6 separate regions of the Mus musculus genome follow, and all the other regions are linked to region 6. A link is a loop called in an ENCODE intact Hi-C map of the cell type or tissue named here. Cell type or tissue: left cerebral cortex. All regions are shown on one strand.

Evidence for each region. Hi-C counts contacts between places; a loop is a spot of excess contacts. Peaks named below come from ENCODE experiments on the same cell type or tissue, not always from the same donor. Only the 100,000 strongest peaks of a DNase experiment are listed, where the experiment ranks them.
Region 1: it touches region 6 in a loop (2.5-fold over the local background); 6 of 42 quality-filtered maps call a loop at or near these places.
Region 2: it touches region 6 in a loop (2.4-fold over the local background); 6 of 42 quality-filtered maps call a loop at or near these places.
Region 3: it touches region 6 in a loop (11-fold over the local background); 25 of 42 quality-filtered maps call a loop at or near these places.
Region 4: it touches region 6 in a loop (7-fold over the local background); 25 of 42 quality-filtered maps call a loop at or near these places.
Region 5: a loop joins it to region 6, with 3 times the contacts of the local background. A loop is called at or near these places in 3 of 42 quality-filtered maps.

Annotation. Positions count from the first base shown.
Region 1 is chr10:28,735,967-28,740,966 of GRCm38, forward strand. The region is part of intron 2 of Themis (thymocyte selection associated); the gene reads left to right. Among named protein-coding and RNA genes, the nearest start is that of Themis, 70 kb to the left of the region's middle. In left cerebral cortex, no CTCF peak of the experiment used is centred here; a DNase peak (open chromatin) is centred at 2,192.
Region 2 is chr10:27,759,281-27,764,280 of GRCm38, forward strand. It overlaps Gm30228 (a long non-coding RNA gene), which reads right to left. Exons shown (of 3, transcript XR_380228.3): 2 at 2,678-2,774. Among named protein-coding and RNA genes, the nearest start is that of Gm30228, 48 kb to the right of the region's middle. In left cerebral cortex, a CTCF peak has its summit at 2,333 (motif pointing left); a DNase peak (open chromatin) is centred at 2,342.
Region 3 is chr10:28,482,836-28,487,835 of GRCm38, forward strand. Ptprk (protein tyrosine phosphatase, receptor type, K) reads left to right here. Exons shown (of 32, transcript NM_008983.2): 11 at 353-458. Among named protein-coding and RNA genes, the nearest start is that of Themis, 180 kb to the right of the region's middle. In left cerebral cortex, a CTCF peak has its summit at 2,926 (motif pointing right); a DNase peak (open chromatin) is centred at 2,933.
Region 4 is chr10:28,491,184-28,496,183 of GRCm38, forward strand. Ptprk (protein tyrosine phosphatase, receptor type, K) reads left to right here. Exons shown (of 32, transcript NM_008983.2): 12 at 1,731-2,004. Among named protein-coding and RNA genes, the nearest start is that of Themis, 170 kb to the right of the region's middle. In left cerebral cortex, a CTCF peak has its summit at 2,310; DNase peaks (open chromatin) are centred at 1,814, 2,238 and 2,584; H3K4me3 peaks cover 344 bases; H3K27ac peaks cover 1,088 bases.
Region 5 is chr10:28,075,545-28,080,544 of GRCm38, forward strand. All of the region lies in intron 1 of Ptprk (protein tyrosine phosphatase, receptor type, K), which reads left to right. Among named protein-coding and RNA genes, the nearest start is that of Ptprk, 3.2 kb to the left of the region's middle. In left cerebral cortex, CTCF peaks have their summits at 715 and 2,916; DNase peaks (open chromatin) are centred at 213, 1,075, 1,481, 2,088 and 1 more place; H3K4me3 peaks cover 2,787 bases; H3K27ac peaks cover 1,462 bases.
Region 6 is chr10:28,841,498-28,846,497 of GRCm38, forward strand. The region is part of intron 4 of Themis (thymocyte selection associated); the gene reads left to right. Among named protein-coding and RNA genes, the nearest start is that of 2310057J18Rik, 140 kb to the right of the region's middle. In left cerebral cortex, a CTCF peak has its summit at 2,870 (motif pointing left); DNase peaks (open chromatin) are centred at 2,325 and 2,844; H3K27ac peaks cover 347 bases.

The DNA.
Region 1 (5,000 bases), 110 kb before region 6:
ATATAGTTTGGACTAATTAATTTGAGTGTCTTTCAGAGATTCACTTAAAAAAAAGTCTAACTTTGAAGGTTTTTGCGAGTTTTTCTTGATCTGTGATTTTTCTATGCCTCTGTTTATACTCTCATAATTTCCATTTTCCTGTGCACATTTGTGTCTGATAGATCTTGGGGTTATGTTCACTTTCTGTCTTCTTCATACTCTGGGCAGTCACAGTTAACTCCAAATATGACTAATTATCTTCTTTTGTAAGATAGCATTCTCATGCCTTTATCTCTATAAACCAAATTTCCTTGAATCTAACGTAACTTGCACAAATTATTTCTCTGTGAAGTTTGTTGTCTAGGCTTTGTCAGGCACCATCTCTCATGGATTCTTCATCTTCTGGCCCCTCTCCTTCCCACTCCCTTTCTCCTCGTTCCCCTCCCCCATTCCCATGTATGCTCCATGCTCTCTGTCACTCTCTCTCTCTGTCTCTCTCTCTGTCTCTCTCTGTCTCTCTCTCTCTGTCTCTCTGTCTCTCTCTCTCTAGTCTGATTCATTCTTTTTCTTAAAAACTGAATATATTTTAATATATTTTTGTTTATTTCTTGTGTGTGAACATGCGTGGCTCACATACATGCTACAGTGATCATGTAGAGTTTAGAGGATAACTTTTGGTGCTTGGTTATCTTCCTCTACTGCATGGATCCAGAAATCTATCTTAAGTTACCAGGATCAGCAACAGGAACCTTTATCGCTGTTAATCTCACGTGGCCCTGAAATCTGAATGTTTCTAAGAGCTGAATGTAGACACACTAAAAAACCTGCCCTTCCTCTCCTTGAGGCTTCTTACTGCTAGCTGGTTACCAGTTTTCCTTACCAAAGTCCACTCTCTTTGTTATGTGTGGCTACTAAATATTTTTTCTTTTTTTTTTTAGAAAAAAAAAAGTTGTTTTTTCAGACAACTCTTAATCTTTTTTTTCTTCAGTTGAAATCTATAAGTCTTAAGCTTTTGTTAAGCGATTTCTCTCTTTATTTGGGTTATGTCATTGAATCTATTAGAATCCATTAAATGCATTAGAAACTGTGGCCAAGGAAGCCTAGACATTGAACTTTATTGTTAGCTATTTTAACATGGAATCCTGTACACGGGCATAATTGTTCATGATGAGTATGTGGCCTTCTAAACCCTCTGCAGTTTGTTGAGGCATTTCAGTGTCCTTAGGACATCTTATGGACCCTGGTTATTTTAAACTTCTCATGCCATACCCTTGGTCTTCGCTGTTATTGCAGGCAGCTGAGGACAGCAAGTACTACCTACTGTGTCTTTGACAAATGTTTTTAGTAGAAGGGTTTTTAAAATTTTATTTTATTTCTTTGCCATGGAATGTACAAAAAATTAGTAAAATAAAGATGACTTTCTAGTGTGGCTTAGCGAGGTACTAGACAGTAAATAATTGCAGTTTTCTGGAATTGTGTTTGAAGAGCCTTCAGCCATCTTCTTCCACAGTATGATGCTTTTAGGCTGCTGGTTTTCAAAACTACCATGAAACTTTGGATGGAGACAATGGAGAGTGGGTACTTGATTACTCTGCTTGTGAGATTCAGTCACATACATGAATTCTTCAATTTCTCCAACTTCTTGTTTAATTCCTAAGCCCTCCTTAGAAATTGCCAAGAAGCAGTTTGCTGTTCTTATGCAGGAAGTACCTTCTAGCAACTCCTGCTTTATCATTTTAGATGATTTCCATCACCCTGTGTTGAAGTATTTAAATACAGATACTCATTGCTGGTGGTGAGACCTGGAGAGATGATCCCACAAAGTTTCATTTGCAAGTAAATAAAACCCACTGACAAAAGATACAGACCTTTGCAACAAACGCATGCTTCTAAAAAACTCTGTCTTGAACAAACAAGCATCAAGGCAGGAAAGGTTTGTGGGGATTTGAGAGAAATGTTTTAGGGAACAGGTACAAATCTTCTTTGCTAAAAGGTAGACAGGAGAACGAATTTTCAACACACACCCATTTATATACTATAATATAATGCTTCCATATGTTTCTATTTTGTCACCTCCCAAATGCTCAAATACATTAAAAGATAAAAAGTGAATATTACATTTCTCTGTGGGAATAAACCAACTGCCCAAGAAGAACAGTTTGTTCTTTTCAAAGACAGCTCTCTTGGCTGAGCTGGAAAACTTAGCAGTTGCTGCCAAACACAACAAAAATATATCCTGATGCTTGGTCGCTGATTGCATTATCTGCATAGATTGGTAAATCACATCATACTTGGTTTACAAACAGGATCCAAATTCCTAGATTACTTTCTTGAAAGATTTATTCCTCCTTTGTGGTATGAGGAAGTGTGAATAACAATCATCTCCTGGTTAGCCATGAGAAATACCCTGTAAGAAATTGTTTCCCTACATCTTTATGATGAGCAATGATGTTTTTCCCAAACGGCAATTGTACACTGTATCTCTGATACTCTGGTTTCCCTTGAAACCTTATAAATCTTTTACCTTTTCCATTGTGTCTCTCAACCATAGGCTCATAGGATATCTGAATCGACCCATAAAACTGCTGCTAGAATTGCAAGACTAGATTGAAGAAATGTTTCTCCTTGTATTTTTATATCCTAGTCTATGAATTGTGTTACTGTGCAGAAATCCTATTTCAGGAGGCAGGGAGCCTGGAGAAGATGTAAAAGCAAAGCTCAGGGGTGGGTTAGCCCCTGTTACTACACACCCTGAGCTCTCCTAGCACATTGCATGAAGGTAATGCGATGATGCATCAGGCACCATTTTGAATACATGTGTGTATGTATAAGTTATATCCATTCACATTTGCCACTTGTGTTAATGAGAGGCAGAGTAAAGTCCAAAGTCATGTAGTTAGTAAGTGGCTTTTATTTAAATGTGTGCTAGCTCTGGCTAGTAGAAATGAATTACATAACAAATTAAACATTTCTAATAGGTCCATTAAAGTATTATGTAGTACTGCATTTAAAAATCACCTCCAGCTGGGGAGTGGTGGTGCACGCATTTAATCCCAGCACTTGGGAGGCAGAGGCAGGTGGATTTCTGAGTTCGAGGCCAGCCTGGTCTACAGAGTGAATTCCAGGATGGCCAGAGCTACACAGAGAAACCCTGTCTCAAAAAACAAACAAACAAACTCACCTCCAAATTCAGCAACTTCAGACGAAAAACATCTTACATGCTTTCTTGAGCATATGAAAAAGTTTTAAAAATTATTAGCCAACTATTTATTAAAACTAGCTCAATAAAGTGCTTCTAAATAAAATTGGTTTTGATAAAATGATAAAAATGATCAAATAAATATGTGATTTTTGCCTGGGTTTTGAAATGCCTAATTCATTAACATTTGTTTAAGTGAATTTATTTGGAGACTGGTATATTTAATTCATGGAATAACTGTAATCTTACATTCAGTGGGTCTGTGTTATGGGATATTCACCAGAAAAGACTGCTCATACATGGGTTTAAGCCAATAGAAAGTCTTTTCTTAGCCAGATAGGAACTACAGATCATGCTAATATAGCCATGAGGCTTTCTCAAGGTGAGCTTTTAAGCACACACACAAAAAACCCCCCAACATATTCTTGGTTGACACTTCAAGAAGCAAGAATAGTTAGCCGGGAGCAGAACTAAAGAAAAAAGCAAAGTTACTAAAGAGCATGTTAAGTATGTTTTGAAATGCTCCCAGAATTATACGGACTCTGATGGAGTGGGCTTTATTTTAGGTTTGGCAGGTGGTGCTGCAAACTTACTGAGTTTTACAGACTGAACGGGAATTCATCACAAAGTCAGTTGTCCTAAGGTCTGGGGGGTCTACTAAGGTTTGGGGTCCTATAACAGGATGCTGGCTAAATGTTTTTGTTTTATTTTGTTAATTTGACACACATTCAATCCCCTGAGAGGAGGTGAGAAAATACCTCTATAGCATTAACTGATAAGCAAAGTGTGGGTGCTTTCTTGATTAATGATTAATGTGGGAGGGCCCTGCTAACTGGGAGGGAAGTGCTACCTGTGGGCAGGTGGGTCTGTACAATATAAAAAGCAGGCTTAGGAAGCCATGCAAAGCAAGCCAGTGCTCCTACAGGACCTCTGCTTTGGTTCCTGCCTTGAGTTCCTGCCTTGAGTTCCTGCTCTGACTTCCCTGACTGATGGACTGGGACCTGAGAGTTGTAGGCTGAAATAAACCCTTCCTTTCCTAAGTTGCTTTTGGTCATGGTGCTTCTCACAGAAGCAGTCAGCCTATGATAAGCAGAGATTGCTTATGTTTCACCCTCCCACTGAAGTGTGTATCTCTTCCACAGCTTATAATCATGGGCACTTCTTCATTTGTCTGAAGTATGAGTTCTTAAAAATCTGATAAACATTATGCAAAAGTGTATTTAAAATATACTTTTCTGGTAAGTAGTATCTTGATCTGTTTTTGAAGAAAGCTTGTTAAAAGAAGCAAGATGTTTCTGCCTGGCTGGGAGGACAAAGGGGAGTTCAGAGTGGCTCTGTACAGAACTCTGTCTCACAGAACTTGCTTCCAAAGCAGGAACTAGTTTTCCACATTTTCTGGGTCAGATTCTCATAAGCTGTGCCATTCCCACTGTGCTCACTTATGCAAACTAAACTCAGCTGTGACTATTAGACAAAATATTTTCCTGACAAAAAAGGGATCCCTGTACAAACTATGGGAGAAAATACAAATTAGCACGCAGAAGAAAGCCAGTCTTTTGTGGTAATATACTGTTTTAATTTTGGGGTCACCTGTCTTGCACATTTAAGACATAGATTCTAAGTTTCTAGCAATCACATATATCACCTGAAAGACAAATAGATTTTAAAATTCTAGGTTAAAACAGTATTTTGCTTTCCACCTATATGTTCATTGTTTTTAGCATTAGACCAGTGTTTTATCAAAAAAAAAAAAAAAAAAAACTGTTTGAAAATGGGCAACTCTCCAGCTGCTGCTGTTCTCTATTCGTGCCTCTTTCTAAGC
Region 2 (5,000 bases), 1.1 Mb before region 6:
CACCTCACACCAGTCAGAATGGCTAAGATCAAAAACTCAGGACAGCAGATGCTGGCAAGGATGTGAAAGAGTAACATTCCACCATTGCTGATAGGATTACAAGCTGGTACAACCACTCTGGAAATCAGTTTGGCAGTTCCTCAGAAAACTGGTCATAGTAATACCTGATGACCCAGCAATACCTCTCCTGGCCATATACCCAGAAGATGATCCAACTTCTAATACGGATACATGTTTGACTATGTTCATAGCTGCCTTATTTGAAAAGAACCCAGATGTCCCTCAACAGAGGAATGGATTCAGAAAATGTGGTACATTTACACAATAAAGTACTACTCAGCTATTAAAAAGAATGAATTTATGAAATTCTTAGACAAATGGATGGATCTGGAGGGTATCATCCTAAATGAGGTAACCCAATTACAAAAGAACACACATGATATGCGCTCACTGATAAGTGGATATTAACTCAGAAGCTCAGAATACCCAAGATACATTTTGCAAAGCCCATGAAACTCAAGAAGAAGGAAGACCAAAGTGTGGATACTCCAATCCTTCTTACAAGAGGGAACAAAATACCCATGGAAGGTGTTACAGAGACAAAGTTTGGAGCAGAGACTGAAGGAATGACCATTCAGAGACTGCCCCACCTGGGGATCTATCCCATAAACAACCACCAAACCCAGACACTACTGCGGATGCCAACAAGAGCTTGATAACAGGAGCCTGATATAGCTGTCTCCTCAGAAGCTCTGCCAGTGCCTGACAAAGACAGAAGTGGATGCTCATAGCCATCCTTTGGACGGACCACAGGATCCCCCATGAATGAGCTAGAGAAAACAACCAAGGAGCTGAACAGGTCTGCAGCCCCATAGGAGGAACAACTATATGAACTAACCAGTATTCCCAGAGCTCCCTAAGACTAAACCATCAATCAAAGAAAACACATGGTGGGACTCATGGCTCTAGCGGCATATGTAGCTGAGGATGGCTTAATTGGTCATCAATGAGAGGAGAGGCCCTTGGTTCTCTAAAGGTTCTATGCCCCAGTATAGGGGAATGCCTGGGCCAGGAAGCAGGAGTAGGTGGGTTGGGGAGCAGGGGGAGGGGGAAGGAGATAGGGGATTTTAGAGGGGAAACTAGGAAAGGAGATAACATTAGAAATGTAAATAAAGAAAAATCTAAAAATCTAAAATTTTTTTAAAAAAATTTATCCTTAGACAACATGTTTAAATCCTTAGTTATATGTAATCATTAGTTATTTAAATATTTTGTCAATACTGTTTTGTTAAGGTATTTATTCATTTCCAAAATAATAATATTATGTGGAAAACTCCGTTTTAAATTTAGTTATTTGAAGTCTATATAAACACTAAAATGACAAGAAGCTTGGGAAGAACGAAGACCAAGGTGTGGATACTTTGCTCCTTCTTGGAATTGGTAGCAAGTCACCCATGGAAGGAGCTACAGAGACAGAGTTTGGAGTTGAGACGAAAGGATGGACCATCTAGAGACTGCCATATCCGGGGATCCATCCCATAATCAGCTTCCAAACGCTGACACCATTGTATACACTAGCAAGATTTAGCTGAAAGGACCCTGGTATAGCTGTCTCTTGTGAGACTATGCCAGGGCCTAGCAAACACAGAAGTGGATGCTCACAGTCAGCTATTGGATGGATCACAGGGCCCCCAATGGAGGAGCTAGAGAAAGTACCCAAAGAGCTAAAGGGATCTGCAACCCTATAGGTGGAACAACAATATGAACTAACCGGTGCCCACCCACCCCCACGCCACCCCTGAGCTCGTGTCTCTAGCTGCATATGTATCAGAAGATGGCCTAGTCGGCCATCAGCGGAAAGAGAGGCCCATTGGTTGTTGAACTTTATATGCCTCAGTACAGGGGAACGCCAGGGCCAAGAGGTGGGAGTGGGTGTGGGGGGGTGTGTGTGGGAGGGAGTGGGGGACTTTTGGGATAGCATTGGAAATGTAAATGAAATAAATACCTAATAATAATAATAATAATAATAATAATAACATTCAAATAAAAAAAAACCCTAAAATGTTTACTGTTTTAAAAGATCTGATTCAAACAGATTTCTTTTTTATTCCCTAACTGTTTTGTTCAAAATGCTCAATAGTGGTTTCATATTCATAAAGTTCAGTTACAAATTTGGTCTTCTCTGTAAGACAGAGACAAAAATACAAAAATTTTTAGAATGAAAGTCGTTTGCTTTTTTTCTTACAAAAGTGTTTACTTTCTTTGGAGATTAATGGAATGTCAATTAGACTTGGACAATGACGGAAATAAATAAGGAAGGGCGACCCCTAGTGTTGCTCTTCAGAAATTAAATTCATGCACAGCTCCAGAAATTCCATCAGTGGGTGTTCTAAAACTAGCTTTATTGACCTTAATGGTCTTTAGATACAAAAGTTAGTATTATTTAAGAAATAATAAAAATGTTTTAAGGGATTCTTGAGCATGGCAACAGTTCCTCACCCCTGAAATGCCTTTTCAATGACATCAAAGATACAAATTAAAAAGAAATACTGCAAGAGGGAACTGCTCAAGTTTTGCTTGAATGGGCAAAGAGAAAGCTAAGGGAAAAGCTAAGCCTAGCTATGACCTCCCCTTCAGCTGAAGATCAGTTATGCTTAAGACAAGGCAGGAGCCTCACCTGTGCAGAACAAGAAAATCCTGAAGGAATAGTTTACTGTTTTATGGGGTTTTTTTCCGCTGTAGTCTTCACCTCCACAAGCTCAAGGTCGTCAGTCCTAAAGAAAAATGAAAGTCGTTCTGCTTAGACACCTGTCACTTGTGACAAAATAAAATGAAAGCAGGGGGTCAGATGAGACTTGCAGTACCATGTGAACCCATTATCTCTCAACAAGAGGAAACTCTGCCAAAAATAAGAAAGCAACAGGGCCTATTGGGACAGAGAAATTTTTGTACTTCAAGAGAAATTCTTTAAGGAGAAAAAAATGCAGTATTTTAGGAAATTTCTGGCATTTCTATTATGTTTTATTGCCATTGCCTATTAATATTCTTGACTGAAACTCAGTATCAGCACAGAGCTAAGCAAAAATCTGACACTCGGTCCTCTTCTTTTACATTTTGGGTTTCAGAGTTATACGTAAGAGTTGCTTAGACCAGGTTTGAGATCGGAAGAGCTCTGCCATTTTCTTTTACCCAAAGAAATAGAACACATCAATGTACAGAACGATGGGACAATTAAGACCGAGACAGAAACTGAATGTGGTGGCCAAATTGCCATCCACCATAGCAGGTAGAACTCAGCAGACAATGGAGCTTCTGCCATCACTGATCCTGACTCCCCCAGCAGGACATAGCCCATTGCATTTTTCTAATCTACAGACGAGGTTCTCAACCTTCCTAATTCTGTGACCCTTTGATGTATTTCCTCATGTTGTGGTGGCCCCTCAACCATTACGTTATTTTTGTTACTACTTCATAACTAATTTTGCTACTGTTACAAATCATAATGTAATTGCGTGCTATGCAGGATATTGAATAGGTGACTCCTATGAAAGGGTCTTTTGCCCCCACAACATGTTGTGACCCATGGGTTGAGAACCACTAGTCTAGCGTCATTTGATTGCTTGCGATGTTTCCATAAAACAAAACTTTTCCTGGGTTACACCTATGGTTTCTCCATGGACAGTGTACCAATCCAAATGGTCACTACAAGCCTTCCACACTTACTCGTTCCCCTCTACTTGATTGAGAGTAGACTTCCCTTTTAGTTTCTCCCCAACCTCCTGAAATGTACCCAATCCCTCATCAAGTCAAGTAGACCCATTCATGTCTCATAACCAGTGCTCAGTTAAGGTCTCTACTCACACTAGTAAGTGTAAATTATTTAGATCATACACACTAAATTATTTAAAACAGTACAAGCAAAGAATTATATATATTACCAAGAAACAAGACTTGTCTCTATAAGATAATTTAGCACTGAGAGTTTTATTTAAATCTTTTATGTCTCTGGCTTCCAACACTTAGAGGCAAGCAAAAAATCCTTTTCAAGTCTGCATTTTCAGTCTATTTTTATGAATTTATTCAAACAGGTTGCCTTGAGTTCCTGCTGTCATTTACACCCCATGCAATCAAGAACTTTCAATTACTAGCAATATGTCCATCATAAAAAATTTTCATTTATTTAGCAAGGAGGTAATCCTTAATAGGTGCATACATAATTTCATTTTGTATGACTGATTTACCTGCCTACTGATGCTCATTCTAGCAGAGTATTAACACCCTCCTGGAACTGCTGTTTCTTCTAAAAGCTGCATCAATTCCTTCCAGTGACTAATTTCATAAGACACTGAAATGGCCTCTTTGAAATTCAGCTTTCAAAGTTCATAGAGAGTCTAGGAGTTACTTTTGCATGCATTATTATGCTTTCTTCCCAAACAACTTTTGCTAGTAAGCATAGCAAGCCTCCAAAAAACACTGAGTAGGCAACCCCTACTCACTAAATAACAGGAAAGATGCCCCATACAAGTATACACTCACACACTCTCAATACAAAGACAGGAGAGTTAGCTAGGCAATGCTATGCATTGGAGAACTAGGCTGTAAGGAAACTTGTAATAGTTGCAAAAGAATCCATATTGGAAAATCAATTTATTACAGTTTTGTCTAAATAAAAATGGTTTGTTTTATTTTCTACTTGACAGTCCTTTTTTGTTCTTTCCCTTTTTTTCTTTGTGAGATAGGGTCTTGTTCAGTAGCCTAGCCTGGCCAAGCACTCTTCGTCAAGCTCTATGTGATTCAAAGATACTTAGTATGTTGTATATTAAAGATAGACATTAAGAATTCTAGGTGATTTAAGTTAATTTCTGAAATCCTTTTGTATTTATAAATATTTTATTTTTAGCATCAATTTATGAAAACATTGAAGATCAAATTCTTTATGTTTAGGTTCTCTTAGGAGGAATTACACATAAAGGTGTTGATGGTATTTGTGTAGGGTAAAG
Region 3 (5,000 bases), 360 kb before region 6:
CAGCCCAGGCCTTCATGTGTGACTCCGCAGCTAGGGCAGAGTCTCCTCCTCCAATCCCACCCCTTCCTTGCTGGGTTAAAGATCTTGAGAAGCTGAAATTAAAGTATCTACCCAAAGTTTTTTGAATATGAGTGCAAGTCCCCAGACAGCTTTTTAAAATCCAACAACGTCCCCTTTCTAGCTTCTTCTGCTAGGGTTAAGGTTCTGTGTCATGCCATAAAATAAGGTTCACTGCAGTTAATTAGGAATTAAATTGATTTCCCCTTAAGGGAAATCATTTATTCATAGCAACCTATAATATGTCGCTATGAGTCGATTGAACTTTCGCTTCGCCTCGTTGATCTCTTTTCAGCTCCAAGCTTACCTGACTATGAAGGAGTTGATGCCTCTCTGAATGAAACTGCCACCACCATCACAGTACTATTGAGGCCTGCACAAGCCAAAGGTGCTCCTATCAGGTAAGGGGGTGGGAATGGTCAAAAGGAAAAGCTGCCAGTGAGAGAAGTGTCTTCCTATGGTTCTTTTCTTCCTATGATATGGTTATTCATTTGAACAAAGATTGCAAATAGACCTGTAGTTAAGAGGGGACTTCCAAGGGTGTTTCTGTCCCATCTAAGACTATTGCTGTCTGTATTCTGTTTCATTTCACTTCCTCTACTGGGATCTGTACCTTGAAGGTATTTGTCAAATAATCTGAGGAAGTAATTCTTGTCCAACTCTGTGTATCTCTTATGAGTAATTTCACGTGAGAGACCAAAATCACGTGAGGATTTTGAAAGAAATGCAGAAGAATAAAAGCAGATCAAGCCCCTGTGGCCTTTCAGCTCTTAAATTATCAGAAATTTCATAATAAAGTGCAGCTTACTGGTTCCTTTATCTTTTAATATTAAAATCTTTCCTATTACCTACTACTGCTATTCTCTCCAATAAAAAATCTGATCCATGTCAAAAAATATACTAGTCCATGTCATTTTTAGAGGTTAATAAAATTATTTCAGCTTTTTATATTTTGAACAACTACAGATGAACCTTCAAAATTCTGATTGCAACCAATAGCTATGTGGGCATTTTGTTAATCAATATTAATAAGAAAACCATATAGGTATAAAGGTAAGGCACATCTGAGAGCAGGATTGAGTTTTGTGCTGTTTATAAATCCTTTCAAAAGCCGGTCAGTCTCTGTTCTGTATGTAAAACCAATATCCTTGACTTAAAGAAACTGATGTCTTTTGTCATCAGAGTTGTACAGTATTTTTTCATGAATAAAAAATATGTTGATGAACATGAGTCACAAAGAAAACTTGCAATCCCCATCTAGCTAAAATTCAGTGCACCACCACATTCCAGAACAAGAGAGGTCGCTAGTGTGCCTGTAACATAGATGCTCTGGAACATCAGCTACTTGAACATCTGAAGTCAGTATACAGTGCTGTTCAGGAATCGATCTCCAAATCATTTTGATTGCTGGTATGAAGAGGAGTAGAAAATGTCTCATTCAGCTGGACTTGGTGTCCTTCTCTATTGGCACGTATTCATCGCCATTCACATGTCCCTAGTAGGGACAAAACTTACACCATAGGCATTTAATCAGTTCCTGATGTTTAAGAGGATTCCAGGTAGCTGTATTTCTCTTTTAAAGTTTGCCTTGGTCTGGAGAGATGGCTCAGTGGAAAGAGCACTAACAGCCCTTTAGAAGAATCTGGTTCAACCCCTAGCACTCACCTGTTGACTCACAAATATCTAAAACTCCTGTCACAGGAAATATGATATTCTCTCTGGCATCCTCGGGCACTGCACACATGTGCTACACAGACACACATTCAAAAAAAAAAAAAAAAAAGTCAGCAAAACAAAAATAAATAAATAAATAAAATTTAAAACTATTTGAAATCCCTAAAAATGTTAAGTGAAGCCATCTTTTTCTTCAGGTATTATTATCATTATTATTGTCAGGCTGTGCTGTATAACTTATATGATCCTTTGTTCACTTAATCAAATTTTTTTCTGCAAATTTTGACCATTTATTAAGTGCCTGTCACCCATCTTAATATTATAAATTAAAGATACACTGATCATAACACAACACAGTGTCTCTTCCCAGGTTTCTTAGGGTATCAGGGGTCATTCTATCATGTAGATCCTGAGCTAATTGACAGTGCTCAGGAATTCTGTGTATTTTCTATGGGTTTGATTAAACGACTTTCTTGTCTTCTGCTTGCCTTTATATATGCATGATTTCTAATTACTAAGAATTCATAAGGTCTAAACCAGCAACTATACAAAAATAATTCTTAATAGTCATTTATCTTTCCCTGGCATGGAAATGTGCCTCATTGTATTTGTTAGCAATTCCTGGAATTGAGCCCACTGGCTAGGCACTGCAAATTATATAGTACAGATGAGTAGTTCTCAGAAAACAAGTTGAAGGACTGGAGATATCATTCAGTAGGCAAGACTGCCTGCTGTGCACACAAGAAGATGTAAGTTTGAATAATTGGCCAATAAACCCTGTGCAAGCCAAGTAATACTATATTTGCCTATAGTACCAGAATTGGGTACAGATAAAGGCCAATCCCAGGAGCTCTTTGACCAGCCAGCATGGCTGACATAGCTTGCCTCGGGGTCAGTGAGGGACCCTATCCAAAAATAAGGTGGAGAGTAATAAAGGAAAGAACTCAACATGCTCTTCTGGCCTCTACGTGCATGAATATGGGTGTACACTTGCTTATACCACACTCAAAAACATATGCACAAACAGAAAACTGACTTTATAAAATAGGCTATTCGAATAAGAAATAAGTTACTGTGAGCATTTGCCAAAGTTAGTAAGTGAATGTTCCTAAAAGGGAAGAGGAGTAAGAGTGCCAACATGTTAATTCAGTCAAGGCCATCTTTATTTAGCAGCATTTGCCCGGAGCGCCTGCAGGTGGAGCCAGCAGGCAGGGCTACACACACTTAAGTAGACAGCACTGCAGTTTGGCATTTGCTGGGTTTGGACTTTGCTTCCCTTGCTTTTGGCATCCTTTAGTCCAGTAGTACCTTCTTCCCCACTAACAACTTCCCTCCTTCCAACCATGCCTGCAAGACACTGGGGTCTGATTCTGAGGTAGTCCAGTGTCCTAATGTCTTTAAAGTCAGAGTCTCATGTGATGGGGTGGTCAATTTTCCTAGCACTGAGTCTGTGGTCTGATTCTATAAATCATTTCTTGGATCCTATCATGCCATTTCGACTTTCCTGTAAAGTATTTACTTTCTGCTTAATTTCTTGCGGCTTAGTTACCCCCTCTGCTGTCAATGTTACTGCTGCTCTACGTTGTGTCTTCCCAAAATATCAGATCTCTTAACCTCCAGCTAACCCTGAAAGCTTCCCACTAGTCCTCAGTCATCAATCCTGAATATTGGGTCTATCTTCCCTTCCTGTGATACTGTTAGTGTTTATTAGCTTACATTTCACGGTCCATTTGTCCCAAACCTACAACAAATGGGCTTTCTTTTTCTTGAACTTCTTAATGAGAAGCTCTCCTTCCAGATCCTCTGTTACAGTAACTAAGAAATCCTCCTTACTCAGCACTAGTGCATTTACTTTATTTAGCATAGGCTTATTTTAAAACTTAAATTAACAGTGATTCCCACAAACTCACAGATTCCATAGCAATCTTTGCATACCAGGAGTTCATCTGGATATCTGAAATAGGCATCCAGTGTGGAGTGTGAGAGACTCCCTGATAATACAATGCCTGATAACACAGAGAGAAATTTTTATTAAGGAGGGGAAGAAATGAAGTCTGCCAAGGTTCACTTTGAGAAGAGATTATGGGTGTTCAAAGAGATCACAAAGAAGTGATTTGGAGTACTGCTTTAGTCCCAGATTTTCTGAGCCTAGTCCCCCCTGACAATGAGGCCATGGCATCATGAATGGTATCCATGAATGAATGATGAGAGATGAGATTTAAAGAGAATGTGGTGTAATTATGACTTCTCCAGCCATTCCCTCCACCTCAAAGGAAGTATGAGTTGGAGCTACAAGACTATACTCAGAGGGAAGCAGTCAGGACAGAAGTACATTAACTTTATATTAACACTGTAAAGAGGATGAGGAAGCCCTCGAATGTGTATGGCATGTAGATCACAGGAGTCCTTGTAACTTCAAATGAATAGTCCATATTGGAAAATAGTGAGAGCAAAAGAGATAAATACAGGGATTCAGGATAATATTAATCCCAGTCTAAAGGATAGAGTCTGACTTGTAGGATGAAGGGCAAAACTGAGACAAAATTGCACGCTGAAAGATGGGGAAAGATTACAGGGAGTGAGGACTGATTTAAGCTAATGCCGGGATTTTGAGTTTGGTGATTTGGTAGCCCGATAACTCTTACATAGAGAGAAGGAAAAAGATAAGAGAACGGGCTTTTACATATTAGGAGTGAATAAACAAAGCACCTGGAATGCTTGGCCATCAGGAAAAATGACTACCATAACTCTTCTGACTTTCAGAATGCTGGCAGTAGGATAGAACAAGCCATGTCTCAATGGGGAAGGATCTTGGAAAGCTGTTTTCACATGACTCTGAAACTTTAGAGATGAGTGTCTGTCTCCTGCAGCTGTAAGGATAGATTCGTAAAATATGAAATAACATATGTACTGATGTTTACTTTGCTTTTTTCTTGTCCCAATGCTTTATGCAGCGTAAACCTATAGCCACACTCACAGATTAGCTTGGTAATTGTATTGTTGTTGTTAAGTCTCACGGCAGACTATTGTATGCAGCTTTGATTCTAGCTCCATATTGATAAGCATCTTATCAGTGAACTGTCCACAGTATAAGTCACATACTCTCTGTGCAACAGCGGAATTCACTTCTGCTCCTTGAAATGGAAGGGCAGTTGTTCTGTGTCCTATGCCACAAAACTAAGAATTACTTTTAGCTGTGTTTAATTAAGTTTTATTGTGGAAGCCAATTTCACTTCTAATTTTTAAACACACATTATATTTGGGTTTTA
Region 4 (5,000 bases), 350 kb before region 6:
AGCTTTGCTCCAAGCGTGGTGACCCAACTTGGCAGAGGTACAGTTTCCATAGTGTAAAATAACAGATGTCTGCCTTGGTCACAAGCTCAAATCTCAGTTTCTGCCATTGATATCATCTATGTCCTTTTTCAAAAGAGAAAGAAATAGGCAGCAGCCTTTTGACATGTTAGCAGTACTTTAACAGGAAAACAAACAGAAACTTCAATATTAAAGAAGAAAGTAAAACTCTAAATAATATCATCTTTTCTTTGAGGCTGTGGAGTCTCTTGCTTGTAAGTATAATGGCTCATATTTAAATTGGAATGTTGCTTTAAACCCTGAATTTCTTTCAATCTCCTAGATGCACACTTGATTTTCTCTCTTGGTCTCTCTGGAAATTCCTTAACAAAAAGCACTGTCTTGCATCTTCCACCCTACTACAGACCTATTGAATGCTGGCTGTCATCCCTCTCTAGAAAGCCTGGATCACATTTTAGAACAGTGGTTTGAAGCCTTCCTAGTGCGGGGCCCTTCAATTCAGTTGTCATGTTCTGGTAACCACGCCCCCTAAACATGAAGTATTTCCATTGCTTCTTCATAACTGTACATTGCCTACTGTTATTAATCATAATAAAAATATCTGACATGCAGGGTATCTGATGTGTGACCCCTGTGGGAGTCACAAACCACTGGCCTAGATGAAATATATTTGCTTAAAGTCTCAAGATTTTTACATAGAGACCTCACCCACAACTTATTCTCACTGAATTTAAAAGCCACAGTGAATTTCCTTCAGTTTTCAACAATTCTAAAATATATTAATTGTTTGTACATTCAAAGTATGGAAAATATATTAGTAGTAATGGCAAACTTTTAGATAATATTTACCTAGATTATTTCACTTGAGACATTTTCCACAAAGGAAGGACATTATTGACATATGAATTTGAGAACCTTACAAATAAATGATCACATAAATCTTTATTTCAAATTTGTGGGGTTTCATTTACCTTACAACATAAAAGCTGTTGTGGAAAAGTTCTAATGTATTTAAGAAAAGGATTCCCAATTCAGGTTGGAGTTTTAATAGGCCAAATGCCATCTGTCTCTCCAATTTGTAACATTTTATTATTAACAAGCCCTGAAGAAGGAGCCAGTCTATTTCTGTTGTGGGGACAGATTTGTGTCCATCTGTGCCCGCCCTGTCGCATGTCACTTGTGCTTCGGATCTGCATAGCTGTGAGGCAGTAGAGATGCAGGCGAGGTCAGGAGGTGGAGAAGCCTGTCAGCGCCTCGAGTGTCCAAGCCTGTGACAACTGCAGACCGTAGCTTCCAATGCCTCCTGGAGGCCACCATTCTGTTGGGCCTTGGAGCTGCGCCTTCCCTGATGTAATTTCACGAGAAAATGTTAACTTTTTCTATTTAAAAAAAAAAAAAAAAAAAAAACTAAGACAAAGAACTTAATCTATGATATGACTCTGGTTAAAGCCAGGTCCTTATTAGAGAGGCTTAGTTTTCGGTCTTTGAAAATGTGAACCATTTTAAGGTGATTTTTCTTACTTGTCTTAGTTCCTTGATAAGCTCACCACTGTGGCAGCAGAACTCTCGAGACACCATTTTATGGGAAAGGGGCTTAATGATGGTTACATGCACTGGGAAGCCGCCTGCCCACTCTGAACCTCCTGTTCCTTTCTCCAAACATCTTAATATGTTAGATACTAAGTGTGAACATTTCTTTCTTTCCCCCAAAGTGCTTATCAAATTGTTGTGGAGCAGCTACACCCACATCGAACGAAGCGTGAAGCAGGGGCCATGGAATGCTACCAGGTACCGGTTACATACCAGAACGCCCTAAGTGGGGGCGCGCCCTATTACTTTGCCGCAGAACTTCCCCCTGGGAATCTTCCCGAGCCTGCTCCCTTCACCGTGGGTGACAACCGGACCTATAAAGGCTTTTGGAACCCTCCCCTGGCCCCCCGCAAAGGATACAACATCTATTTCCAAGCGATGAGCAGTGTGGAGAAGGTGAGATTACTCTCAGATTGGATATTTTTCCCCTTGATCTTAAGTAAAGCTGTGGCTATATTTTATAAACACTCAGTGGCGTTTGTCAAGGAAAATTGAAAAAGAAAACAAAGGGAAAGAAAATGGATGTGTAGTGCTTCTGTTGCCAGCTCTTGCAAGTTGACTGAAGGACTGAGGCTGAGAGCCAGCAGCATTTCACAGGATTCCTGTTTCCTAGTAACTGCCTTAGCTCGCGCTTTCTTCAGGAATGCCCACAGTGCAACTGTGAACAAAGTGATTTGAAAAGGTGGGTGTGCTGCCGCCAGGACTCCACCCTCAGTAAATTCCCTGCATTGTTCTGCCTCACTTGCTCAGTAGTGGCTGCTTCAAAAGATTAAATTTACTTCAGGATAAACAGAATGCGCGTTCCACACTGGGCTAATAAAGGCCTTATAAGCTTTTCAGGGGGTACATGCCAAATAATAAATAACAAGTAACAATCCTCTGATTACAAAGTAATGGGACGCCTGCGGTCCAGCTGACAGAACCTAAACAGAAGGCTGCCTGCTAAGGCTGGGTGCTGAGCCATTACTGAAGTTGGCTGGCCCTGTCCCTGGCTGCCCCTCCTTTTCCCATTTTGGACACAGTTGTTTTTGAACACTGGGGCTGATCCCAAATGAATATTGAAGAGGAGCGCTCAGCGGGACACAAGTGAGAAACAACCTAGCCTTTTCCTCCCATGCTGTTTCCCTTTGAAAGACTTTCTTTTCTAAGACTTATTTTGTTTTTATTTATTTATTTCTATTTGAGATAAGGCAGTAGGGTAAAAAGAATATGTTGAGAAACTTGAACAATTTTCAAATCCAGACGAACACTGGCATTTTGATGGGCTTGAAGCTATGTGGGAAATGGTTGCTTATGTATAACTGAGTCTGTAAGGTGACACCTGGGAGAGGATGTAAAGTATGTGACAACCAATTGTATGAGTCATATTAGCTCTTAGAATAGTTTAATTGGAAGACAACCAATGTGTACGAGGGCCATGAGGGTGTGAGTATTGCTTTTATATGCAAGTTGTATTTTTATGCATACCAGTGTAGCCAGTGTAGAGTTATGGCAAAGAAAAGTGCCCAATACCCTTTAAATACATAGCGTACATGCAAAGGCTGTCCATAGTTAAGGAGGCTCTACTCTTCTCACTCTTCTTTACCATCCACACCACCTGCTATGACCAAATGCCTGGCTAGAAGCAGTTTAAGAGAGAAAGGGTTTGTTTGGATTACCAGTTGAGAGTTACTTCTCTGGAACAGGAGGCAGGGCAGAGAGAGTAGGTAGGAAGTGAGCGGTCATAGCAGTCTTCATGCAGAAAGTAGAGAGCTAAGAGTCCTGGTGTTCTGCCTAACCTCTCTCTCTGTCTCTGTCTGTCTCTGCCTCTCTCTGCCTCTCTCTCTGACCTGGGATCCTCATCCTATCATTTTTGAAAGGTCTTTCTGCTTCAGTGAATTTATAGATAATGCCCAACAGACCTTCCCATAGGTTTGTTTCATGGTAATAATTTCCATCAAAATGACATTCAAGATTAACAACCCATCTTGTATACACACACACACACACACACACACACACACACACACACACACACACACACCTATTTTAAAAGTAATTGACTAATTAGGTTGCTCCAAACAGAGACATGGTAAAAATTAGTAGCCCCACCTAAATACAAATAGCACACAGGTAGAAGAGGGTTCTAGATTTAAATTTTTGTCTTTAGAGACGTGAGAATTTCCAAATTAACTCTGTTCACCTGTCTGTTGTGTTGTAAGAGTGAAGATGAATGTATGTACATACAGGGGATTTTCTCTAATACCATCATTTGACCAAAGTTTAGCAGCATTCTCAACCTGTAGGTCATGACAGTTTGGGGGGGGCGGGTCAAAAGACCCTTCCACAGGGTATCATGTAAGACCAGTATAAAGCACAGATATTTACATTAAGATTCATAGCAATAGCAAAATCACAGTTATAAAGTAGCAACAAAAATAATTTTATAATTTTACCGCAATTGCACGACATGCGGACCAGTAGTAAAAGGTCACACAGATCAGCAATACACTTCCCATTGCCGACACAGAGCTTTAACGTGGATGAGCCTCATACCAGTAGAGTCTGGTAATGCCTACAGAGAGTCAACTGGGACTACTCTCAGGAAATCAGAATATCTCAAGATCTACACAGGAGCACGATAATCGCTGGTCCCAGTGAAGAAACAGAAGGACCTGTTCCTCTCCCAGTTCTTTAGTTTACATACTTTCAAAGTAATTTCTTGAGAAGGAATTGTATGCATATTGCTTTATTTCTTATCAACATATAAAACCACTGAAGATAGATTTATAAAATGCTTCTTAAAGACAGCCTCGTTTTTCAGAAAAAAAAAAAAAATGTGAAACCTGGCTAACAGGAGAAGAAGGACAGGATGGGGAGAAGATTAGACAGATCCAGAATTACATAAAAGCAATTTATTACAATCATGTGGAGAAAAGTCTGTTCATACCCCAAGGCAGAAGAAAGGGAGTGATGTGCTGAGCCCTGTCTGACTATGATATACCCAATCTCTTCATAAGTTATTATGTTTAGTGTCACCTAAGCAACAGCCTGTGTGGCAGTGGCAACAGAAATATATACTCCATTATAAGTCCTTTGTCCTTTGGGGTTTGGAACACATACCAGTAATGTTTGTAGGACACACTGGCAGTTTTGATCACAGCGGTATTATCAAACTGGATACACTCACTGACTTTGTTTGCTGTCTCTTCTTGCCCATTGAATATTCAAAGATAAACACAGAGTTGTGAGGGTTGGATAGCTATAATGCTATTTTTGTCTATCTGGGGAGACCAAGGAAAAACTCATAGAGGAGAACTGTTTATCAAGACACTGTCTGGAAAAGAGGAAAAAGGAAAAGAAGGAGAGAAGAAAGGAAAGGCTAGGGAATGAAGGAAGAAAACGAAAAGAAA
Region 5 (5,000 bases), 770 kb before region 6:
GAAAAAGTACTTAGGGCTCCCGGGACCACGATTTTATGGCTCGCTGAGCTGGCTAGTGGCTCTCTGTCGCCAGACTGTTCAAAATTTCCCCGGGAAGTCTTTGTGAGAATTGTGGAGACACATAGGGACCGATCTCGGTGTGTTCTGCCAGGTGCTTTTTGTCCCGGGTATAACCGCCTCTGACTATTGTCCAGCTACTTCCCGGTGCCTCCTGGAGGCTCCTTCCTCCTCTGCTGAGGGTTCAGAGTTGCTCCTGGATAGATTACAGAGCACACAGCGTGGAGCACGTTGTATGTATACATTGGCAGAGTCCGTACGACGTTTGTAAATGTAGCTCTAAGGGTAGATTCAGAGCTGTCCTGGGCAGCGAGTTCTGGGCTCCCATTCCCGGAAGGCTTACCCTATTTATGGGGCGAAGCCACCACAAAGCTCAAATCTGGCTCCACACCACCCTGAGTCCGCCTGGGTGACCTGGGCTGGGAACGTTCGCTGTTCTCCTGGACAACCCAGGAGTGAGACGTGATGCGATATTCCAGGCTATCCCTTTGAGTTCTAAGTAAAACCGCTCAGATAAGTCCCAGGATTCCGGGTCTTTCAGACTGGTGGTCTCTGTTCCCGTCCAGTTTTGATATCCTGCCTGTAGGTCGCTGGCTTCTATGTATCTGCCGGCTCTGAAGTTTCACCAGGTGGACGCTGGGGAGCGGGCTCCCAGGTTTAAGCCTCTGCCTCCCACAAGGCTTTACAACTTTTCTGGTTAACCCACCCAGCCCAGCAAGGTTGGAGGGCGCATCCGCTGCTGCCTTGGTTCCCAGTGTTTGTGGAAACACAGAGTGGCCAGAGGGTGACGGGAAACGCGACAGCCGCGCTCCTGGCTGAACCAGCAGGATGGGAAGACAGAACTTACTTTGTACTTGATAGTTTCATTGTTGAGACTGCTCGATTTCCTGGAAATACACTCACCATGATGTTTTCCGGAGCAAATCGTCCCTTAGCTTTTCTTTCCCCCTCCCCTTTAGGAGTTAGACCTCGGAGTCTGGAGCTTGAGTGTATCCTCCTCGTAGGCAGAGACTATGAAATGGTAGCAGGCAAAGGAAAGACCGTGTGTGGGGTGGTGTGCAGAAGGCACCAGCTCTATGCAATGAATTCCGACGACTTAATTTAATTTTCTGGTTTCCGCGTTACCGAGTGTCTCTGCCATACAATGCTGTTAGTATTGGAACCATGCTTGATGTAACTCATTATATGCAGCAAGTTGGAGGGAGTATTGATTTCTACACGGTGCTTGTCGCTTCACGGAGAGCCTTGCTTGAGGAGGCATGTTATTTGTTAATTGAACTTTACCAGTTACATGATTAAACACATGTATTTAGAACTGGAGACTAGTGATGTCTTAGCAGCTGATGGATAGATTTTCAACATGTGAGAATTTTTTCTCTTTAAAAATGTTATTTATCATTTAATCACTGTGTACCGAGAGTGCCTCATCACACTGTGCAGATTTGTTTCTGGGAGTTTATAATGAATGCAGGCTCCACAGATCTGGCTCTCATCCTTATGTTTGCCCACAAATGAAGGCCTTTTATCTCTTGAGTTTAAAGTCAGATTGCGCACCTATCTGTTTTTCTCCAGAGATTGAAAGTTGGTTTTTGTAGACATCTCTTTTCTTCTGGCTGTCATAAATCATTTGGTATTGTAATGCCATTAAACTCTATGGCATATTTGTTAAAAAAAAAAAAAAGCATTGACTAGGGACAAGAAATTGGAAGTGCTTTGTTTTGTTCCTTGCTTCCCCCCTTCCCACTATTCTATTTTAAATGAGGAACTTTTGGAGGCATTTAAATGAACATGCTTTAAAGAGCTGAAGAGACATATTTTCTAAATTCTAAAGTACTTCATCCTACTATATATGCATTTTATAACATGATCACCAAGGGTGGTTCACCACTTTCCAGGAGTACTCTGTGGCTGTTAATGTAGGAAACATAACTACACATTTGGGAGGATAGTGTAGTTGGGAATGTGTGTATGTCATATATACATTGGATCTCTGTGTGTGTCTCAGTCACACATTTAACACTTTCAGAGTGCAACCTTCTCCTTTCTGTCTGCAGTTCAAGTGTAAAAGTGCTCCACAGTAAACATCTTTAAGGCCACGACTTTATCTATACATTTTACCTTTTACTTGAGTCTCTGAAAATGACACTTTTATCTGTATTCTATCCAGGAAAACTGAAGTGTGGGAAACCAGTCTGCTACTCCAGTCTATTTACTAGGCTGTGTAGCTGTTAATGTTGGTATCACTGTGGAAGCAAGCTTATTGTAGAACCCAAACCCGACAAAACCAGTCTCACTTGGAAACTCAGCTTTCTCATCTATAAAATGGGGATAATAATACCTGTCCTGACCTTTCCACATAGTTTTTATGAAGATCAAGTGAAGTCATTTATGTGCACTGTCAACTGTAGAGCATGGTGCAGCAACCTGGGGTGTAATCATCATAAATTATGGTAGCCCAGTGCCAGAGTTTCAGCTTTTATGGCTTTTAAACTCTTAGAACTCTCTTCTCAGCAAGTATAGGCTGTTCAGCAAGGAGTGTGTGTGTGTGTGTGTGTGTGTGAGAGAGAGAGAGAGAGAGAGAGAGAGAGAGAGAGAGTTCTTCCACTAGTCATCCATTTTCACCACAATTGATTCTGACCATGAGTTTATGATAGAAATCATCTTTGATCAATTTTTAGCTTAGCTATGCACATCTTTCAAAAATTATACTTATGTAAGAGTCACTGTTAATACCTCTAGTATCCTAACTACAGGAAAAATACTTGTGAATCTTGTTATTTTAAAGAAATTTCCTGGTTCAGCATTTTCTCAGTGCAGAGAATTACATGTGCCTTTGGATGCAGTCTTATCAATGACCTAGAGAGGGACTATTGTGTCTGTATGAAGTAAGCCTGAGAAAGCTGCTTTGGAAGAGGTCCTGGCATATCACCCTTCTCATCCCTTAGGAACTTACAACTCATCTGAACAGAACCACTTGCCTTGTGTTTGTCTTCTTGTCTCTAGTTCAAACTTAATTTTCTCTTATTATTATTGTCTACTGGGAGGAGACTCGGAGCCAGTCTGTGTTAAGGCTTGCCATTTCTTTTTCTAGTTTTGATTGACTGGTACCCTTCAGTGTCTAACTACATTACAATTGCAAACTGTACTCCAGGTCTGTTTTTCTCTCTCACTGGTTCCCTTATATCTGAATTTCCTTGCTCGTGAGATGTCATTTTGTGTCTGGACCGCCCAGACGGGAAGAGGCAGGTTTCGCTGCTGTTTGGTCATTGGCATGTGTGTTGCTGACAGCTCTTCTCTTTGTGTTCATGAATGTGAATCTCAAAAATAAATCAATAAATCAATCCCTCTGCTCCTCTGTCCCTCTTCCACACCCCTCCCACGCCTTGCTGGTAACAACTAAGCCCCACATGCATATTCAAAAATCAGAAGCTTTTGGTTTTCATCAAATATCTCTAGGAGCTGCTTTATATATGTTCTTAAATACTAGACGTATGACCAGTCCGCTACCCAAATCTAAGACAACCCCTTTGTTCAACATTGATGTATTAGTATGTATTTCTTGGATCCTCAAATAGGGTTTACATGCTATAGTTCCATGTAGAGAAAGTGTGTTGGCTCCCACTAATGTTTGTCAACTGCCTTTTACTGTTTCTGCCCGAGTGTGTTTCTGTGTGTTTTGACAGAGTAGGTCATGCTGAGTGTGAGTCGGCACTGTTTCCATTTCCTAGACTTGTTCTTCATTGAGGGGAGGACAGGGAATTGCTGAAGGTTGAAAGCAGGAAATAGCAAAACTGTTTACAGTTAAAAATGCAGTGTGCCTCTCTGTATATGTGTGTATGTGTGTTTATGTGTTCCTATGTGTGTATGTGTGTTTATGTGTGTGTATGTGTGTATGTTTATGTGTGTGTGTGTTTGTATCTTTATGTGTGTGTATGTGTGTGTGTGTTTGTGTGCTTGTGTGTTTATGTGTGTGTATGTGTGTTTATGTGTGTGTATGTGTGTATGTTTATGTGTGTGTGTTTGTATTTTTATGTGTGTGTATGTGTGTGCATACTTATATGAGATCATTTACTCAATTTTCAGAAGAGGGAAAAGATTCCTATTTTCTGAGTTGTTTACTAGAATCAGCCTTTGTCCAAACAGATTCATTTCCTATTCTGCGAATGTAAACATCTCCCTGTGTGCATCCCCCTCAGACTTTCCCTGCTGATCATGTGTGTCTGGTCTGTGTCCCTTTATCAAATGGTGTTTCTCTGCCTAAAAAGGTTGTAATTGCTTTTGAACATGATTTGGTTTTTCATCATAATCTATGCCGTTTGTCATAGTTACTGAAGAATTATACAAAGCATATCAAGTCACCATATATCTTAAAATGGTTTTTGATTACAAGCTATTGAATAATGCATCAATCAGACTACTTTTTAATTTCAACTGAAGCCCAAATGAGCCTGCATAGCCATTGAATAATTTTTTTTTTTAATGGCACAGACTGTTTCTTGCATGTATCTGTTTCTGATGCATGAAAGACTTCATAGTCTTTTTGGTAAGAGGAGGTAGAAAATTTGAATACCAGGTTGACTGATACTTTGAGATAAGTAGAATAATTTCTGTACAACTGGACTTTGGAAATCTTTTTGGAAGTTGCTACATTTGGGTGTTTATGGTATGAAGGCTAAGGTAGAAACTTTGCCAACTTCGGACTCCACTTGGTACAAACATGACAGGGAAATACCCGTGAAGTATCACAGCTACTCATAAGACACGTGCTACAGAGTCTGTTGTGAGAAGTGTGCCTGTCTGTAGTCTTCTATTCTTATGGGGACCTTTCGGTTGTGGTTAATGCTTTGGTAAGTTGGGTTACTGAAAACTCAGTTTCCCTAGTCTAAACCTCACCTTTTGTGATAGGCTTCAGGCAGGCTGTTGAGGTTCTGGGAAAACACTGA
Region 6 (5,000 bases):
TTCTTTCTGTCTTCTAGGGTCACCTACTCCTTCAGTTTCCTTTCATTTTTATTCTTCTGCCTTCTGTGTGTGTGCTTGCACACTTGCAGGCACATGAATGGATACGAACACATGACTAGAATGAGGGCATAACCTTGAGGAAGGCCAAGCATCTCCTTTGAGACAGGATCTGAGTTTCTTCTGGAGCTCTTCAACTAGTCTTTGTTGATTGGCCAGTGATCCCCAAGGGTCCTTCTCTATCTGTGTCCACAACCCTGGTATTATACATACATCCCATCCTTAATTTACACACACACTCTCTCTCTTTTTCCCTCTCTCTGTCTCAGTGTGTGTGTGTGTGTGTGTGTGTGTGTGTCCAGACATGTGTTGTAGCACCCATGATGGGTCAGAAGACAGTCATTGGGAGTCAGTTAGTTCTCTCCTTCCACCATGTGGATCCTGGGAATTAGATTCAGGACACCAGCTGTGGTAACAATCGTCTTTACCATTTTAGCATCTTGCAGCTCCCTAGCCTTTTTTTGTGGGTTCTGGGGATCACCCTCGAGTCTTCGTGCTTGATAGGCAATTTAGCTAATCTCCTGCACCCACTCTCATTTATTCTGAGCTCATGGAGACAGTTATAAGACATGTCTTTTAAAGTTTCACTTATTCTTTCTTTCTTCTTTCTCTCTATCTTCCAATGCTTCCTGTTCTTGTAAGTAAAGTCCATTCCCTACCCTTAGCCCTAGTTCCCAAACGATCCTCTCTTCATTCAATGATCCTCTCCCAAAACATTCTTGTATATAGAAAAATGTGATAAAGTTGAGGGGAAGAGCTCTGCACTGTATAACCAGGGGATCCAAACACTGTGTCCCCGAAAAAGGAAGCAGAGGAAGTGAAGACCTAGAACAGCATCCTGAAGTGAACACGAGGGTAAAGGCAAGGGGCAGAATGATGCCACCACCATTTTCAACCTTCAGGCATTTCAGAGGAACATACTTTAAGCCATTGACTGTGTGATAGTTTGCAGCTGTAGCTCATGAAAACTAATGTAGTGTTCCAGTGTTCCAGAACTTCTCGAAACACGTGAATAAACACGTGTTTGCCAGACATTTTGAAGTTTTGCCTAAACAGCCTAGCCAAAAAACCCTCCCATGAGTTACTTATTTGATTAATTAATTCATCATTCGTGTATTGAGGGCTTGATAGATGTTGAAAGTGTAACCAGCAGAAAAATTGCCAGGAGCACTGTGCATAGGAGGATGGAGTTACAAGCAGTCAAGGCTGAGGTTTCCTGGTGGAATTCCAAAGCTGTGCATAGCAGGAGAGAGAACAAGGTAGGATGTAGAATAATCTTTAGGATTGCTGGCAGTACTCTGGAATTTGCATGTGCAGTGGAACAGGGGTCCCAGAGGCACTATATAAAGGAGATCACTTGGCAACCCTAGTTTTATGTGGAAACCATTCCTCTTTGCTACTGAAGTAGGGTAGAACTTGCTATTGTCTGGTCTCTCGATGTTGCATTGCTTACCTGAATAATTTGATCCCAAACTCCCCATATAAAGTAGTTCTTTTTCTATGTATGATCATATCTATATAGCTACATTGCTTGGAAATTGGATCATAGTCCAGTTCTCTGTGGATGACTGTGAATTTAGTTCTGGGTAATGAGTATTTTTGTTACTTAAATTTATATTGAATTTCTATGCTTGCTTTATATTAGGTGTATTAAAAATAGTTTGCATTCTCCACATGAATAGCATACTGCATTGTTTTTTCATAGTGGTGAGGGACAAGAAGGAAAGGACAGCAGGGTCCTTGAGCTCTGCTCTTTTCTCTGTTAGACATGGATAGAAAAGGCCAGAAAAGAAAGATGGCCCTCCCTACACCACCCTGTCTTTCTCCCTTCTGGGGTGTTATTTTCCTGGGGTTCCTATCTCTTGCTGTGTTCAGTGCCCACCTCTGAGGTGTTGCCCATCTATTCCATGTGTAAAATGCAGACAGCATCTTAAGGTTATGTGAATTCCCGTACAGAGCATTCCATTAATACTGATGATCCCTGTCGGAAGCAGGCATTTGTTAGAATTTGCAAGTCAGGAAACGCATTCAAGCTCTCTCTTACAGTGAAGGTAGCTGATGAACTCTCTATTGCTTGTAATTCCCGAATGCAAATGTCACTGATCACGATGTTAAGCCTTTAATTCTTAAATTAGTCTGTGATACATTTATGCCTATGTAGTTAGAGAGCAAAATTCTCAAATCCAGCACATTACTCATATGTCTCAGGGACACATGCATTTTTTTAAATGGTAAAATTAAATGTATTTACATAGCTGTTTGCCAAGAAAATGAAAATGTTTTAAGTAAATATTCTTGGAGCTGAGATAAGAGGAGCTAGGACATGGGTGGCATTTGAATATTTCTTACTTGGCTGTGATTTCAGAAACACAATACTCTGAAGCATTTATAGGTGCATTTACCAGCCTCCTGGAGTCCTCACAACCAAGGGAAGGTGCCAACTGCTCTCCTGGGAGGCTCTAGTGTGAGTGACCTGAAGTTCATGAAAATAATATTAGTCCAGAAGGTGTCTGTACGACTAAAAAAAGAAAGCACCAAAATCAGAAACAAAACAACTCCCCACCCAAAAAACTAAAACCAATCAAAACCAAAACAAACAACAACAAACACTCCGCCCCGCCCACAAAACCTCCTCCACCTTTGCCCAAGGAGGTCAGTTTTTCAGATGAAAGACATTTAATCCCAGAGCCAAAGAGTCCTGGCAAATTTCCCACATTTAAATCCAATGCCCTGATATAATGTCACTGCTTTGTCAGATGTAAAAAGCCAGACACGATGGGGAAGACTGCCACCTGGTGGTCATATAAGGTTACTACTCAAGCCAGCTTCCTGGTTGGTTGTTTATAGCTAAACTTTAACATATATGTCATTATTAACTTGCATTATTTGGCTAATTATGAAAGCAAATGGGTTTCTGTGTGACACTCACATACATGCACAATAACGCACACTCTCTCTTCCCTACTGGATCCTGCTCCATGTTCTTAGTACCCATAACTCGATGGTAATAACCTAATGTTTAAGGCAAGTGTACAATTAATTAAAACTTGAATACCACAGAGGACAAGTGAGCAATATTCTATTTTATTTACTTCCTAAGGCTAAGAAACACATAAAATTCATTTCTCTCGTGAAGAAACTTCAGACAACATTGTTACTTTTTCCTAACTTCAAAGACTGCAATAACAACTTTTCACACTCAAAGTAATCTCTTATACATAAGGAGGCTAATATCTCTGAAGTTGTTTTTACTAGTTGATGGATATGTCCACACTTATTTTTGAACTTTGGAGAAGACAGGATCATTGTCAATCATGTAGGAGTATTGCTTAAAGCAGTGGTGCTGGGATTTTGTCTGGTCCTGTGTGTGTGTGTGTGTGTGTGTCTGCTGTAACAGTGTCTGTGTTCTCCTATATGCATCATCCCTGTGTCAGGAAGGCACTGTCTCCTTGAAGTCCTCATTCTCTGGCTCTTAACAACCTTTCTGCCTCCATTGTACATAAACCTTGAGGGGGAAGATTTGATGCAGATATCCCATGTAGGGTCAAGTGCTCCGAAGTCTCTTCCTTCCTGCACACTGTCCAACTGAGAATCTCCTCGATGATTTCTTTCTACAGTAAGAAGAACCTTCTGATAAGGGTTAGTTCTTTATGGATATAGCCATATGTCATTAGTAGTCATTTTATCGCTATGTTGCTTTAGCAGAATAATGATTTTCTTCCAGGCCTATGACCTAACTAATCTCAGGTTTTTTGTGTGTTTTATCAGAGTTAGGTATGGGCTCCTTCTAATGAAGGAAGTCTTATATATATTTTTAAAAAGTGGATGGCCACCTTCAAAATTTTTGGCCCAGAATTGTACCTGTCTGAAGAAATGCAGAGACAAAAATGGAGCAGAGGCTGAAGAAAAGGCCATCAATGACTGGCCCAACTTGGGATCCATCCCATGCATAGGCACCATACTCTGACAAGATTCCTGATTTCTTGTTGTGCTTGCAGACTGGAGCCTAGCATGAATGTTCTCTGAGGGGACCAGGAGGTGGGGCAACATTTTGGAAGTAAATAATTAAAATAAAAAAAGTGTTTGGCTACACCTATGTGTGATATTTCTGTAACTATTGCAGTAGTATGTCTCCCATGTCACAGTGTAGCTTGGTGTTTGGCTACACCTATGTGTGATATTTATGTAACTATTACAGTAGTATGTCTCCCATGTCACAGTGTAGCTTGGTGTTTGGCTACACCTATGTGTGATATTTATGTAACTATTACAGTAGTATGTCTCCCATGTCACAGTGTAGCTTGGTGTTTGGCTACACCTATGTGTGATATTTATGTAACTATTGCAGCAGTATGCCTTGCACATCACAGTGTAGCTTGGTGTTTGGCTACACCTATGTGTGATATTTATGTAACTATTGCAGTAGTATGTCTCCCATGTCACAGTGTAGCTTGGTGTTTGGCTACACCTATGTGTGATATTTATGCAACTATTGCAGTAGTATGCCTTGCACATCACAGTGTAGCTTGGTGTTTGGCTACACCTATGTGTGATATTTATGTAACTATTACAGTAGTATGTCTCCCATGTCACAGTGTAGCTTGGTGTTTGGCTACACCTATGTGTGATATTTATGTAACTATTGCAGTAGTATGTCTCACATGTCACAGTGTAGCTTGGTGAAATTAATAATCACCTTTCTTCTCCAGTTACCCGCGAAGCATCCTTCAGCATCAGGAGCCCTAATCAGAGTGTTCCAGTGAGGAGTAGAGATAAACAATATTTTAATTAGTAATAATTGCTATTTTATAATTTAGTTCTTATTTTGTTCGATTGCTTTACCTATGTTGTTCTACTGCATTAAGAAAATGATGGTGATGAACACCTAAACATTTTTCTTTTAAACCTGTGATCATTACACCAGTTTTTCCTTAGTCATCATT